Linked DNA regions of Homo sapiens: region 1 is linked to region 2. A link is a loop called in an ENCODE intact Hi-C map of the cell type or tissue named here. Cell type or tissue: PC-9. All regions are shown on one strand. Links, peaks and the distances in the headings refer to the core of each region. The heading gives the core; the rest is flanking DNA.

Evidence for each region. Hi-C counts contacts between places; a loop is a spot of excess contacts. Peaks named below come from ENCODE experiments on the same cell type or tissue, not always from the same donor. Only the 100,000 strongest peaks of a DNase experiment are listed, where the experiment ranks them.
Region 1: a loop joins it to region 2, with 6 times the contacts of the local background. A loop is called at or near these places in 4 of 110 quality-filtered maps.

What each region holds. Positions count from the first base shown.
Region 1 is chr1:61,709,272-61,714,657 of GRCh38, reverse strand. TM2D1 (TM2 domain containing 1) reads left to right here. Exons shown (of 7, transcript NM_032027.3): 3 at 5,221-5,329. Among named protein-coding and RNA genes, the nearest start is that of TM2D1, 13 kb to the left of the region's middle. RefSeq lists a silencer at 3,124-3,324. In PC-9, for the core only: no CTCF peak of the experiment used is centred there; a DNase peak (open chromatin) is centred at 3,277.
Region 2 is chr1:61,760,220-61,765,605 of GRCh38, reverse strand. It overlaps PATJ (PATJ crumbs cell polarity complex component), which reads right to left. Exons shown (of 44, transcript NM_001350145.3): 2 at 2,692-2,748; 3 at 2,427-2,593. The coding sequence starts at 2,713. Among named protein-coding and RNA genes, the nearest start is that of PATJ-DT, 20 kb to the right of the region's middle. In PC-9, for the core only: no CTCF peak of the experiment used is centred there; no DNase peak of the experiment used is centred there.

The DNA of each region.
Region 1 (5,386 bases), core at 273-5,272, 51 kb after region 2:
TCTTAAGCCCAGGGGGTTGAGGCTGCAGTGAGCCGTAATCGTGCCATTGCACTCTAGCCTGGGTGACAAGACCCTGCCACAAAAATAAAGCGAAAGAAAGGGCTCTTTAGTTTTTTTTGGACAGAGTCTTGCTGTGTCACCCAGGCTGGAGTGCAGTGGCGCGACCTCAGCTCACTGAAACCTCCGCTTCCCGGGTCCAAGCAATTTTCCTGCCTCAGCCTCCTGACTAGCTGGGATTACTGGCACAGGCCAGCATGCCCGGCTGATTTTTCTATTTTTAGTAGAGACGGTGTTTTACCATGTTGGCCAGGCTGGTCTTGAACTCCTGACCTGGTGATCCACCCACCTCGGCCTCCCAAAGTGCTGGGATTACAGGTGTGAGCCACTGCGCCCATCCAGGGCTCTTTAGTTTTTAATATTTTTTACCAGGCATTTTCAACTCACCTAGAAATATTTGGTTTTTGGCCGGGCGCGGTGGCTCAGGCCTGTAATCCCAGCACTTTGGGAGGCCGAGGCGGGTGGATCATGAGGTCAGGAGATCGAGACCATCCTGGCTAACAAGGTGAAACCCCGTCTCTACTAAAAATACAAAAAATTAGCCGGGCGCGGTGGCGGGCGCCTGTAGTCCCAGCTACTCGGGAGGCTGAGGCAGGAGAATGGCGTGAACCCGGGAAGCGGAGCTTGCAGTGAGCCGAGATTGCGCCACTGCAGTCCGCAGTCCGGCCTGGGCGACAGAGCGAGACTCCGTCTCAAAAAAAAAAAAAAAAAAAAAAGAAATATTTGGTTTTTAAAAGTTTTGTACAGAAACCTGTCATCTCAAAAAAACAGTGCATTTCTGTTAGGCAAGGTATATTGGAAAATATCCCCAGCTGGTATCATAATAAGTGTCTTGTATTGCAACTGTCTCTTTAAGACCTGATTTTAGATAATCTGCAGGAAGATCTCACAAGGCTGTATGACAAGAAAGTGACAGCTTCAGACTAAGCAAGTGCAAGGTAGATACTTGTAGAGAAAAATGATCTACAATCTAGTAATACTGTGCTTTCTGGCACACTTAATCTACTTACTGGCTTGAGGATATGAAAAGATTTAAAGCTGCTTTTTGAGAAAAAAAACCTGTGTTTATAGATACTTTTGCAGACCCCTCCTTTTTTTTTTTTTTTTTTTTTGTTTTTGAGTTGCGGGGGGTCTTGTCCTCTTACCCAGGCTGGAGTGTAAGTGGCATGATTGTGGCTTACTGCAACCTATGTCTCCCAGGCTCAAGCAATTCTCCTGCCTCAGCCTCCTGAGTAGCTGGGACCACAGGCACATGTCACCACGCCTGGCTAATTTTTTGTATTTTTGATAGAGATGGGTTTCACCATGTTGGCCAGACTGGTCTTGAACTCCTGGCTGCAAGCAATTCACCTGCCTCGGCCTCCCAAAGTGCTGGGATTACAGGCATGAGCCGCTGCACCCGGCCTAGATTCTCAGCTTTTTTTTTTTTTTGAGGTGGAGTCTCATTCTATCTCCCTGGCTGAAGTGCAGTGGCGCAATCTCAACTCACTACAACCTCTGCCTCCTGGGTTCAAGCGATCCTCCTGCCTCAGCCTCCCAAGTAGCTGGGATTTCAGGTGTGTGCCACCACACCCCACTGATTTTTGTCTTTTTAGTAGAGACAGGGTTTCACCATGTTGGTCAGGTGACCTGACCTCAAGTGATCCTCCTGCCTTGGCCTCCCAGAGTGCTGGGATTACAGGCATGAGTCACTGTGCCCAGCCAATTCTCAGCTTTTAAGTGTGCACTCTTTCCTAAAATTGATGTAAAATTGTGGAATTTTAGAGAGTAGTTCTTTCATATCTGTTCTCCAGTGGATCATGATGGCTGTGAAATTGCTGTGGTGTTTAGAGTCCACTTTGAAGAGTGCTATAACATGTTAATTTTCATGATAGTATTAAATATACTGGAGGCTGGGTACGGTGGCTCACACCTGTAATCCCAGCACTTTGGGAGACTGAGGCGGGTGAATTACTTGAGGCCAGGAGTTCGAGACTAGCCTAGCCAACATGGTGAAACCCCATCTCTACTAAAAATACAAAAATTAATTGGACATGGTAGCAGGTGCCTATAATCCCAGCTACTGGAGAGGCTGAGACATGAGAATTGCTTGAACCCAGGAGACGGAGGTTGCAGTGAGCTGAGATCGCACCAGGGCACTCCAGCCTGTGCAATAGAGTGAGACTCGGTTTCAATAAATAAATGAACAAACTGGAAATGACATTTTTTCCAACCATTTAAATTCATGTTGAAAAATTTTAGATGTCTGTTTAAATGTGTGAGGGCATATATAGTTTATAAAAATTTAATTTATAGCAGGTATATGTGCAGAATTTTTTTGAAGATGACTAATCTATAGCAGGGTTTCTCAACCTCAGTGCTATTGATTTTTTGGACTGGGTAATTCATTGTTGTGGGGAGGCTATCTTGTGCACTGTAGGATGTTTATGAGTATCCCTGGTCTGTACTCACTATATGCCCCTAGCAGCTCCCCAGTGACAACTGAAAATGTTTCCAGACCTTGCCAAATGTCCTCTGGGGAGTAAAAATGCCCCAGTTAAGAATTACTGATTTTACTGAGTTAGGGCTAGTTACATCATGGTGGCTCACACCTGTAATCCCAGTACTTTGAGTGGCTGAGGCAGGAGGATCTCCTGAGGCCAGGAGTTCCAGCCTGGCCAACATCAAAACCTCATCTCTTAAAAAAAAAAAAGAATTAGTGATCTAAAACCATGTTGATCTCCTTTCAGTGACATAGAATTTATATCAACATTTCAGACTTTTGCTGACCTCAACTTTGAGTTGTCTACTATATAACTAATCAAAAGCATGATCCAAGATGGAAGATTTTCAAGAGATATAATCTAAAGGATGTCACATTAATTCATTGGCAAAAGTCAATAAATTTTATCCCTGTGCCAAGGCAGGTAGCCAAATAGCTACATACCAATTGCCTGTTAAGTTCTGCCACATCTCTTTGTATTTTTTTTTTTTTTGAGACGGTCTCACTCTGTTGCCCAGGCTGGAGTGCAGTGGCATGATCACAGCTCACTGCAGCCTTGACCTCCCAGTCCTGCCTCAGCCTCCTGACAACAGGTGAGCACCACCATGCCTGACCAATTATTTTATTTTTTGTAGAGATGGGGATCTCTCCATGTTGCCCAGGCTGGTCTCAGACTACTGGGCTCAAGCAGTCCTCCCTCCTCTATATCCCAAAGTGCTGGGATTACAGGCGTGAGTCACTCTTCTGTCCACATCTCTTTGTATATTTTTTTTTCTTTTTTTTTTTTTTGAGGTGGAGTTTCACTCTTTCACCCAGGCTGGAATGCAATGGTGCGATCTCGGCTCACTGCAACCTCCATCTCCCAGGTTCAAGTGATTTTCCTGCCCCAGCCTCTCATGTAGCTGGGATTACAGGTGCCCGCCACCATGCCTGGCTAATTTTTTGTAGAGATGGGTTTTCGCCATGTTGCCCAGGCTGGTGTCGCACTCCAAACCTCAAGTGATCCATCTGCCTCGGCCTCTCAAAGTGCTGGGATCACAGGCTTGAGCCATTGAGCCACCGCGCCCGACCGCCCTTTGTTTTATTAAAATGGTTCTCAGTTTTATTGAATCTGTGCGTTTTATTATAAACACCACCTTGTTTTAGAAATTTCCATGCATTAAATAAATACAATTTATGGGGTAATGTAGTTAGAACTATCAGTAACCTGACAAATAGGTGTAGAAGTCATTATAGGGTTTGTTTGTTTTTTTAACCATCGTTTTCTCAGTGTACTATTCTTGCCTAAAAGAGGACAATGATTTGTTGGAAATCTTAGGATAATTATAAATGATAGAAAATACTATCTTTCTTTCCTAATCAAACTCTAGGTTCTCTGTTTTTACTTTATTATACACAGTTTTATTTTAAAAAAATATGTAATTCTTGATGCTAAACATAGAGGTAAGCTTTTTCTGAAACTAATCTAAAAGTATTAGTACTTTTCAGTCTAAAATGTTGATTTATTGAATACCTGCAATATACTGTGCCTTCTGCCAGGTACTTTTATATATTCTTACAATGGTGCTATGAGGTGGGTAGTCGTATATGTGTGTGTGTGTGTGTGTGTGTGTGTATGTGTGTATATGTGTGTGTGTGTGTGTATATATATATATGTATATATATATATACATTTTTTTTTTTTTTTTTTTTTGGGACAGGGTCTTGCTCTGTCACCCAGGCTGGAGGGCAGTGGCACAATCTTGGCTCCCTGCTATGTCTGCCTCTCAGGCCCAAGTGATCCTCTCACCTCAGCCTCCCAAGTATCTGGGATCACAGGCACAAGCCACCATGCCTGGCAAATTTTTGTATTGTTTTGTAGAGATGGGGTGTCGCCATGTTGCCCATGCTGGTCTTGAATCTGCCCATCTCAGCCTCCCAAAGTGCTGGGATTATAGGCATGAGCCACTGCACTTGGCCCTTTGGTACTATTTTTACCTACAAAGAATCGAAGGTTCTGAAAGGAGCAATGTCCAAATAAGTTGTTCTCATTCCAAAGGTCTTGTTCTTTACACTATGAGGTTATAAAGCTGTTAAGGCAGTGCTTGTCTGGGTCTGTAAGTGTTACTTCTTCTTCTTATGTCATCTGGTTATGAGGAAGGATCAAGATTGCTTAAATTCTGAAATAATCTATATCAAACCCCAGAGGGAATCAAGAAACAAATACATTTAGAATCAATGAAAATAATTTATGGCAACAATTATCTATAAGCGTTGGTATATGCTAAAAATACAAACTCAGATTATGTTAAAATAATTTAATAGATAAATTGCCCAACATATTACCAACAAAAATTTGAGAGGTATTCTTAATTCTGGAGATGAAGTAAAGGGCAGTAATGTTGTGCAATTCTTCCCTTGGTACCTTTATCAGAGGCAGGAGATTGAATTATAGATTGGCCATGCATCTAGTCCAGTGTGGCAACTCTTATATTTTTGTGTTAAGAGACTACTATACAATTTTATGTTTATCTTGCATGTAAGTACATACGTAGTGTCACTTTTCCCACCTAAAATTAAAGGCTTGTGTCATGTTATATTGGGAGGTAGTTTGTTATAACATATTTGCTAGTCTTAGAACAATTACATACTGTTTCTCCAGAAAAAAAAAATAACAGTTTCTTGACTTTTTCTGCCTTCAGTTTCCTGTTTTCCAGCACCCAACATAACTTGTAAGGATTCCAGTGGCAATGAAACACATTTTACTGGGAACGAAGTTGGTTTTTTCAAGCCCATATCTTGCCGAAATGTGTAAGTACATTACTGAAACTTAAATTTTCAGATTACTTGCCTATATTATATCTTCAT
Region 2 (5,386 bases), core at 140-5,139:
ACATTAAGAATAAATGTCAGTGGTGAAACCCCATCGCTATCAAAAATACAAAAATTAGCCGGGCATGGTGGTACACACTTGTAATTCCAAGGTACTTGGGAGGCTGAGGCAAGAGAATTGCTTGAATCCCGCAGGTGGAGGCTACAGTGAGCCGAGATTGCACCACTGCACTCAGCCTGGATGACAGAGCAAGACTCTGTCTCCAAAAAAAAAAACAGAATAAATGTTAGGCCGGGTGTGATGGCTCACACCTGTAATCCCAGCACTTTGGGAGATCAAGGTGGGAGGACTGCTTCAGGGCCAGGAGTTCAAGACCAGCCTGGGCAACATAGTGAGACTCTTGTCTCAACAAAAAATACAAAAATTAGCTGGGCATGGTGTCACATGCCTGTAGGCCCAGCTACTTGGGAGGATGAAGTGGGAGGATTGCTTGAGCCCAGGAGGTTGAGGCTACAATGATCCATAATCACACCACTGTACTCTAGCCCAGGCAAATACTCTGCCTCAAAAAAAAAAAAAAAAAAAAAAAAAAAAAAAAATGAATGTCAATAAAACCTCAAAGAAAAAATAAAAAACCCCTGGCTACAGGGATTATACAGTCCAATGCATAAAATATGACTGTGTACATAACAACTCCAAACTATACAAATATAAAGAATTGTTATTAGGATAGGGTAGTTACAGCCACTCTTAGTCCAACAAGTGTGATAGATTTCTGCTGATCTTTGCCAATTTCAGTTGCTACCAACAGCATTCACTATTGTGATATTCTGTGACCAAGAGAAATACAGAAAGCTAAACATCAATATAGGCAGTGCTAAAATTAGGGTATAAATTCTGGTCTAAAGAAAGCAATTCACAGAAAGACACATGTAGAATTTAATCCTTAATTGGCTATAAACAAATCACTCACAAAATACTTAATGGGCAAGCATTTTAGTTTATCAGCAAAAACCATTTTTTCCCAAATTTTGTAAATTTTCACTTAACTGTGCTAAATTAGCTCCAATTATGTTTTAAATTCTGCCCAAATTTCATCTATGGTATAGCTACTATTCAAGTTCAGCTTCCAGAATAGGTGATTTAAAAGTAATTTGCCATCCCTGACCCCAAAACAAAGAATCCAAGAGGACAGTTAAAACAATTAATTTCTGGTTCAATCTCAGCACCAAAAAAAAAAAAAAATCCCACAACTGCTAATTTGCACCCCTCTAAGAAGAGGTGATATGTGTCCCTTATTCAATAATGATGTATTAGAGCCTGAAGAATCCAGATAGTGTGGTAAATGAGTAGAAGAAACATAACTATATATTTAAATACCAGGTATTCTGCTTCCAAGGAACTTCTAATCAGAATACGCATGAAAGACAACAAATATTTGATAATTAAGAGAAGTGTGACTATTGTGCTATAAGGGCATGATCACTTCTTGTTAGATAAAAGACTTCGGCCGGGCGAGGTGGCTCACGCCTATAATCCCAGCACTTTGGGAGGCTGAGGCAGGTGGATCACAAGGTCAGGAGATACAGACCATCCTGGCTAACACAGTGAAACCCCGTCTCTACTAAAAAAAATAATAATAATAACACACACACACAAAAAAAAAGACCACACACACACACAAAAAAAGACTTCATAAGGAAAATACGCCTGGGCAAGGTGGCTCATGCCTATAATCCCAGCACTTTGGAAGGCTGAGGTAGGAGGACTGCTTGAGGCCAATAGTTTGAGACCAGCCTGGGCAACATAGGGAGACCCTGCCTCTATAAAATTTTTAAAAATTAGCCCAACTGTGGTGGCACACACCTATCCCAGCTACTCTGGAAGCTGAGGTGGGAACATTGCTTGAGCCTGGGAGGTCAAGGCTGCAGTGAGCTAGGATCACAGCACTGCACTCCCGCCTCAGTGACAGAGAGAAACCTTGTCTCAAAATAAAAAGAAAATATATTTAAGTTAAGCACTATTTTATAGTTTTGAAGATGTTGAGAATTCTCAAAGCATCTGACCTTTACATACTTAAATAAGTACAAAAACCATATTCTAAAACCAAACACAATTTTTTTTTTTTTTTTTGAGACAGGGTCTCAACTCTGCCATCCAGGCTGGAGTGCAGTGGCATGATCATAGCTCACTGCAACCTGGAACTCCTGGGCTCAAGCAGTCCTCCCACCTCAGACTCCTGAGTTGCTGGGACTACCGGTACATGCCACCACATCCAGTTACCAAAGAAAAAATTGATTATTGATATTTCTAAATTATCTATGCCAATGCTACCCACAGGTTATAGGTTACAGGTCCCAATACAGTCTCTTTGCTGAACTGAGTCCTTAAAGATAATTTGTCTTTGTCTATCTCCTCTATCTTTCTTTGATGGTTTGAATATATTAATATAATATATTAATGTAAAACTCTGATGGGTAACTTACTTGACCCTTCAGTTGCTTGATGGACTGCTGAAGTGTGAGTATCTGGTTGAAGAGAGGACTCTTTAGTGTCTCATAAAACATAGATAACTTCTCATTCTGCGACGTGTCACCCTTCTCCTGCAATTTCATTTTCAGGCGATCAAGTACCTGCAGCACCTGCAGTTTATCTTGGGTCAAGATGAATAAGTAGAGTAATAGTTAAGTCCCATTTGAGATTCCATTTTTAAATAATTAATTTAATTATAGAACAATATATCCAGTATACCTGTAGCAGGATTTTCAGGCATTTTGAATTATTCTCTTCAATCACTCTTAAAGACACCTAAAGAAAAAATTTAACAATATAAAAGATGAATTTCAATTGTATATGGCTACAATCCTGTAGAAAAATTAAGGAAAACCTCAAGAACATTCTTTATCAAGGCTCCACTCAGTGAAATTCAAAATTATAACCACAATGAGGTGCCACTACACACCCACTAAGGTAACTAAAATTTAAAAACAGACAACACTAAGTTTCAACGAGGCTGTGAAGTGCCTGGAACTATTATTGTACATTGCTAAGAGAAACGTAAAATATCACAACCACTTCGGAAAATTGGTAGTTTCTTATAAAGTTAAAAATACACTTACTATATGACCCAGCACTTCCACTCACAAATACTTACTCAGTATTCATGAAAATATATGCTCACAAAAACGCCTGCACATGAAAGTTTACAGCATTTTTATTTACAAAAACCCCAAAACTAGAAAAACCCAAGTGTCTAGTAACAGATGAATAAACAAATGGTATATAATATTCAGAAATAAAAAGGAAAAATTACTGATACACACAACAAGGATAAATCTCAAAAATGATATGTGGAAAAAAAGAAACCTGACCCAAAAAAGGCACAAACCATACTGTATGATTACATTCATATGAAGTTCAAGTACTGACAAAACTAATCTACAATTATAGATTAATTTACCTGGGGCAGGGTCATAGGGAACTGACTATGACAGGCTTCAGAACATGCTACTCCCAAAATATGACACCTTGGCATTGTTGAATATTTTAAGTTGAAGGAATCTGAGAAACAGCAGGTGCAAAAAAGACTTCCCCTGAAGCAGATCATAGGATCCTCATGTGAGAGGTGTCCTCTCTATACCCAGAAGATAGCAGCATCTTAATCTCAAAAGACAGAGTGGCCGGGCGCATTGACTCATGCCTATAATCCCAGCACTTTGGGAGGCCGAGGCAGGAGGATCACTTCTGCCCCAGAGTTTGAGGCCAGCCTGGGCAACACAGTGAGATTCCATCTCTACAAAAAAAATTCAAAAATCAGCCACCCATGGTGGCACATACCCATAGTCCCAGCTGCTCAGGAGGCTGAGGCAGGAGGATCACTTGAGCCCAAGAGGTTGAGGCTGCAGTGAGCTATGATCATGCCACTGCACTCCAGCCTGGGGAACAGAGTGAGACCCTGTCTCAAAAATTAAAAAAAAAAAAAATAGAGGAACACCCAGAGGAATATGAACAAACAGGCCTTGTTAAGTTTTTCCCTGTTTACTACTCTTGGCTCATATCCCTTTCTGTCCTATCACATTCCACAACTCTTCCTTCTTCATCAAACCTAATTTAAAAACACTCAGGTTTTACTGTTTCTTCGGGTCTTCCTTTCCTTATGAAGGCTCCCATGTCACATAAAACTTATATTAAACAAGTTTACATGTTTTTCTCTTGTTAATCTACCCTTTATTACAGGGGCCCCAACCGAAAACTTAGAAGGGTAGAGGCTATTTTCCCTCCCCTACACTGGGAAGGGGTTCAAGGAAGCTTTTTTGGAGTGATGGACACATTGTGTCTTGAAGGGGGTATGGTTTACACAGATGTATATACTTATCAAAATTTATTGAACCAGGCCAGGAGCAGTGGCTCACTGTGATCCCAGTACTTTAGGAGGCCAAGGCAGAAGGATCACTTGAATCCAGGAGTTTGAGACCAGCCTGTGCAACAAAGTGAAACCTCATCTCTACAAAAACAAAAAAATTAGCTGGTGTGGTGGCTTGTACCTGTAATCCCAGCTACACTGGAGACTGAGGTGAGAGGATCGCTTGAGCCCAGGAGGTTGAGGTTACAGTGAGCCATGATCATGCCACTGCACTCCAGCCTGGGTGACAAAGGGAGACCCCATCTCAACAAAAAATAAAAGAAAAATTCCCAAGCTGTACAAATGATCTCAGACTCTTACTAGTCATCTACAGCTTGAAAGAAACCACCCAGGCTGGGCGCCACGGCTCACACCTGTAATCCCACACTTGGAGAGATCGAGGTGGGTGGATCACCTGAGGTCAGGAATTCGAGACCAGCCTGGCCAACACAGAGAAACCCCGTCTCTAATAAAAATACAAAAATTAGGCGTGGTGGCACTCACCCATAATTCCAGCTACTCGGGAGGCTGAGGCAGGAGAATTGCTTGAACCTGGGAGGTGGAGGTTGCAGTGAGCTGAGCTCATGCCACTGCACTCCAGCCTAGGCAATAAAGCCAGACTCTGTCTCAAAAAAAAAAAAAAAGAAAAAGAAAAAGAAAAGAAAAAAGAAACCACTCAAAGTGGCATTCTCTATGGATAATGTTTTCTTAATTCCAGTGATTTGATGAAATTAATCTAAAATGTAACGTAATTAAAAACTCAAAAGGCTAGCAAAACCCTTTGCTATGACCAAAATGAGACATTTTCAGTGATCATTTTTACTAGTGATACACACTTGTAATGAACCATCAAAGAAATACAAGTATTATACAATCAAAATTTTCTTACATCAACCTGGATATGGTGGCTGAATGACATCTTTATCTTCTAATTCAAGATCATTAAGCAAAAAAACATATTGAAAACCAATAACGGATGCCATTGACATTGATAAAAGGTCTAAGTATTCCATCCAAATGTTCACTGGATTCAATGGGAATACC